2 separate regions of the Homo sapiens genome follow, and region 1 is linked to region 2. A link is an interaction called in ENCODE POLR2A ChIA-PET data of the cell type or tissue named here. Cell type or tissue: PC-9. All regions are shown on one strand.

Region 1 (2,500 bases), 160 kb before region 2:
CACGCCTGTAATCCCAGCACTTTGGAAGGCCAAGGCAGGCGGATCACTTGAGGTCAGGAATTCATGACCAGCCTAACCAACGTGGCGAAACCCTGTCTCTACTAAAAATACATTAGCCAGGCATGTTGGCACGTGCCTGTAATCCCAGGCACTCAGGAGGTTGAGGCAGGAGAATCGCTCTGGGAGACGGAGGTTGCAGTAAGCTGAGATCATGCCACTGCACTCCAGCCTGGGTGACAGAGCGAGACTGTTTCTCAGAAAAAAAAAAAAAAAGAAAGTGAGTGGTGAGTCTGTGAGTGCTGATGTGAAGGCAGCTGAAGAATTTTTGGAAACTGTAGATAAGCTGATTGTGCAGGAAAATTATTTGCCAGAGAAAATCTTCAATATGGATGAAACTTCCCTATTCTGAAAATGGATGCCTAAGAGAACTTTCATCCATAAGGAGGCCAAGTCAATGCCAGGTTTCAACGCTTTGAAGAACAGGATAACAGTCTTCCTTGGGGGACAATGTTGTAGGCTACAAATTGAAACCCTCTGTGATCTGGCACAGTGAGAACCACAGGGCCTTGAAGCACATCAGTAAGCACACATGGCCAGTGTACTACAGGAGCAATAAGAAGTCATGGATGACCTAGCTCCTCTTCCAAGATGCAATCCTGAATTGTTTTGCCAGAGAAATGCAGAAATACTGTTTGGAGAATAATATATTTTTCAAGATTTTGCTTATTGTTGATAAGGCTCCCATACATCCTCCTTTTACTGGTGATATTCATCCCAATATCTAAGTGGTGTTTTCCCCTCCAAACACCACCTCTTTGTTTCAACCAATGGATCATGGAGGTATAGCAGCTTTTAAGGCCTATTACCTGAGGAGACCTTTGCCCAGGTGATTGCTGCAGCTGAGGAAGACACTGAGAAGCCACTGAGACAATTCTGGAAGGATTGCAACACATCTGTGACTTCATCAAGAACCCTGCTTAGACTTGGGGTGATGTCACCATGCGGTATGAATGCCATCTGGAGGAAGACACTCAAAAGGTTGGTCCATGACTTAAAAGTATTTGTCAAGGATGAGGAGGTTTCAAAAATCAATAAAGCTGTGGTTGAGGTGGCAAATAATTTTAACCTGGGTGTGGATGAGGATGACATGGTAGAGCGCCTAGAGGTAATTCTTGAGGAATTGACTAATAAGGAGCTGTTGGAACTGGAACAGGAATACATAGCTGAAGAAGAGGCAAGAGAAAAAAGAAACTGCAGGAGAAGAAAAACCCAGAAGAAAATTCACAGTGAAGGGTTTAGCAGAAGCTGCTGCAGACCTCAACAAACTCCTTAAAACGTTGAAAACACGGACCCCCATACTGAACGGTTTTCATTAATAGAGATATGTTCATGGTGCATTATCTGTTTACAAGCAAATGTATGATTAAAATAAAAGAAAGAAAGAAGCCAAGCAAACCTCCATGGACATTTTTTGAAAGAGTGATAGTGCCTCAAGAAGAGCCTCAGGCAGGTCCTACAGGAGGGATTCCAGAAGAATGTGTTATCATAGGAGATGACAGCTCCATGCGTGTTATTGCCTCTGAAGACCTTCCAGTGGGGCACGATGTGGAAGTGGAAGACAGTGATCTCGATGATCTTGACTAGTGTAGGCCTAGGCTGGTGTGTGTGTGTGTATGTGTGTCTTAGTTTTTAACAAAAAAGTTTAAAATATTGAAAAATATACTTTTTAAAATAGAAAAAGTTGGCCGGGTGCAGTGGCTCATGCCTGTAATCCCAGCACTTTGGGAGGCTGAGGTGGGTGGATCACTTGAGGTCAGGAGTTCGAGACCAGCCTGACCAACATGGAGAAACCCCGTCTCTACTGAAAAAAATACAAAATTAGCTGGGCGTGGTGGCGCATGTCTGTAATCCCAGCTACTCGGGAGGCAGAGACAGGAGAATCGCTTGAACACAGGAGGCGGAGGGTGCGGTGAGCCGTGATCATGCCATTTGCACTCCAGCCTGGGCAACAAGAGCAAAACTCCGTATCAAAAAATAAATAAAATAAAATAGAAAAAGCTTCTGGAATAAGGATATAAAGAAAGGAAATATTTTTGTACAGCTGTACAATGTGTACTTTAAGCTAAGTGTAATAACATTTATTAATGAGCTTATTGACAAAAGAGTAAGTTTAAAAAATTTAAAAGTTTGGCTGGGTGAGGTGGCTCATGCATGTAATTTCAGCACTTTGGGAGGCCAAGGCGGGTGGATCACCTGAGGTCAGGAGTTTGAGACCAGCCCGACCAATATGGTGAAACCCCGTCTCTACTAAAAATACAAAAATTAGCCAGGCCTGGTGGCATGCGCCTGTAATCCCAGCTACTCAGGAGGCTGAGGCAGAAGAATCACTTGAACCCGGGAGGCAGAGGTTGCCGTGAGCCGAGATCACAATACTGCACTCCAACCTGGGCGCCAAAGCAGGACTCCATCTCAAAAAAAAAAAAAAAAAAAAGTTATAAAG
Region 2 (2,500 bases):
AGGGATTACAGGCATGAGCCACTGTGCCCAGCTACATTTGTGCTCTTAACTGCTGTGCAGTACACCTTGTCAAATCCAGGTCTAGCATCTGAGTCCATCTACCATGTGCCAGGCATTATTCTAGGCACTGGGGAGATAATGTTGGAAACACAAACAAGTAAAACACTCAAGGTTTCAGTTTTTATCAAGCTTACATTCCTGGTGGGAGAAGACAAATAACAAACATATAAATAAGTGTGAATATAAAATAATGATGGTTGGCTGGGCATGGTGGCTTACGCCTGTAATCCCAGTACTTGGGGAGGCTGAGGCAGGCAGATCACAAGGTCAGGAGTTCGAGATCAGCCTGGCCAATATGATGAAATCCCGTCTCTACTAAAAATACAAAAATTAGCCAGGCGTGGTGGCAGGCACTTGTACTCCCAGCTACTCGGGAGGCTGAGGCAGAAGAATCACTTGAACCCGGGAGGCGGAGGTTGCAGTGAGCCAAGATCGTGCCACCGTCACTGCACTATAGCCTGGGCGACAGAGCGAGACTCTGTCTCAAAAAAAAAAAAAAAAAAAAATTAGCCAGGCGTGGTGGCCCCTGCCTGTAGTCCCAGCTACTGGGGAGGCTGAGGCAGGAGAATTACTTGAACCTGGGGGGTAGAGGTTGCAGTGAGCCCAGACTGTGCCACTGCACTCCAGCCTGGGCGACACAGCGAGACTCTATCTCAATAAATGAATAAAATAAAATATAATAATGGCTGATACGTGTTATGAAAAAATGAAGTGGGGTGGATGAGCTCGGGTGAGGGGCAGAAGAGGCATTATTTTAGACAAGATTGTCTGGGAGGGCCTCTCTAGTGTGGTGACATTTGAACAGAGACGCTCTGGGGGAAGAGCATCCTAAGCAGAGGTAAATAAGTACAAAGGGGCCGGGCGCGGTGGCTCACGCCTATAATCTCAGCACTTTGGAAGGCTGAAGCAGGTGTATCACCTGAGATCAGGAGTTCGAGACCAGCCTGGCCAACATGGTGAAAACCCATCTCTACTACAAAAATTTGCTGGGCCTGGTGGCGAGCACCTGTACTCCCAGCTACTTGGGAGGCTGAGGTAGGAGAATCGCTTGAACCCAGGAAGTGGAGGTTGCAGTGAGCCAAGATCATTCCATTGTACTCCAGCCTGGGTGACAAGAGCAAAACTCTGTCTCATAAAATAATAATAATAATAAGTACAAAGTCCCTGAGGCTAGACCCAGCTTATCCTGCCAGGAACCCACCAGGAGACTGCAGGGGAAGGGGAACAGTGGGAGATGCGGTCTTAGAAGAGGATCAGGCCTGCATCTGGCAGGGCTTTGAAGACCAAGCTAAGGAGCTTAGATGGAATGTGAAGTGTAGCAGGAGGGCTTTGAGCAGAGGCCAGATACAACGTGCTGACAACGGACTGTTGGGATAAGAGTCTAAGTGACTGCTGTAGTCTAGGTAAAAGGTGATGGAGATTGAAATCTTTAAGCAGAAAGGGAATGTGGTGGTAAGGTTGACAGATTTAGCAAATAACTCTTCTGGGGAACCTCTGCGAGGAAACTCTGGAAGGCAGTTGTGGGTGGCTGAGGTCCCAGGAGGCTAGGAGAGGGTGCTAGAATACCTCTCCTCTCCACAAGGACTGAAAACTTCTCAGAACACAGCCAAGCACAGAGCCTTCGTGGGTTGAACCCAGCACATCTTAAGCAAACACACGAATCCAAAACATCCCAACCTTATGAGAAGGAAACTGTAATTATGACACCCAGTTCTAGGAAGGGTATGGGCAGCTAGGTGCACACACTGCTGTCGGAGGGACTGTAAGCATGCCCAAACTTTTTTATTTGAATTAAAAAATTATTCGGCCGGGCACGGTGGCTCATGCCTAATCCCAGCACTTTGGGAGGCCGAGGCGGGTGGATCATGAGGTCAGGAGTTCAAGACCAGCCTGGCCAAGATAGCGAAACCCCGTCTCTATTAAAAACACAAAAAAATTAGTGGGTAATCTTGGCAGGCGCCTGTAATCCCAGGTACTTGGGAGGCTGAGGCAGAGAATTGCTTGAACCCGGGAGGCAGAGGTTGCAGTGAGCCGAGATCACGTCACTGCACTCCAGTCTGGGCAACAGAGCGAGAGTCCATCTCAAAAAAAATTAAAAAAAATTCTTGAACCCAGGAAGCTGAGTTTTCAGTGAGCCGAGATTACGCCACTACACTCCATCCTTGGGCAACAGTGAGACTCCACCTCAAAACAAACAAACACAAAACAACAACAACAAAAGGAGAATATTGGCTGAGGTCACATGACATACAATAAATAAGAAAAGCCTTGATCCATTAAGTGACTCACAAAAGAGTGACCATTAAGTACTGCATTCTAAAAAAAAAAAAAAAAAAAAAAGGTGTGTAGAATAAGTACCTTCTGTTTTGTGGTCTTGTTAGAAAAAAAAAAGGAAACAAAACAAAAAAATAGCAGAATGTGTTTGTTAATTCCTGGAGAG

The links. ChIA-PET counts read pairs that join two places held together with the same protein. Peaks named below come from ENCODE experiments on the same cell type or tissue, not always from the same donor. Only the 100,000 strongest peaks of a DNase experiment are listed, where the experiment ranks them.
Region 1: POLR2A ChIA-PET joins it to region 2 with 5 read pairs; 3 of 35 experiments call an interaction of 5 or more read pairs at or near these places.

The regions. Positions count from the first base shown.
Region 1 is chr16:30,852,481-30,854,980 of GRCh38, reverse strand. It overlaps a transcript of BCL7C not described here. Among named protein-coding and RNA genes, the nearest start is that of MIR4519, 22 kb to the left of the region's middle. In PC-9, no CTCF peak of the experiment used is centred here; a DNase peak (open chromatin) is centred at 1,070.
Region 2 is chr16:30,687,769-30,690,268 of GRCh38, reverse strand. No RefSeq gene overlaps it. Among named protein-coding and RNA genes, the nearest start is that of SRCAP, 10 kb to the left of the region's middle. In PC-9, no CTCF peak of the experiment used is centred here; no DNase peak of the experiment used is centred here.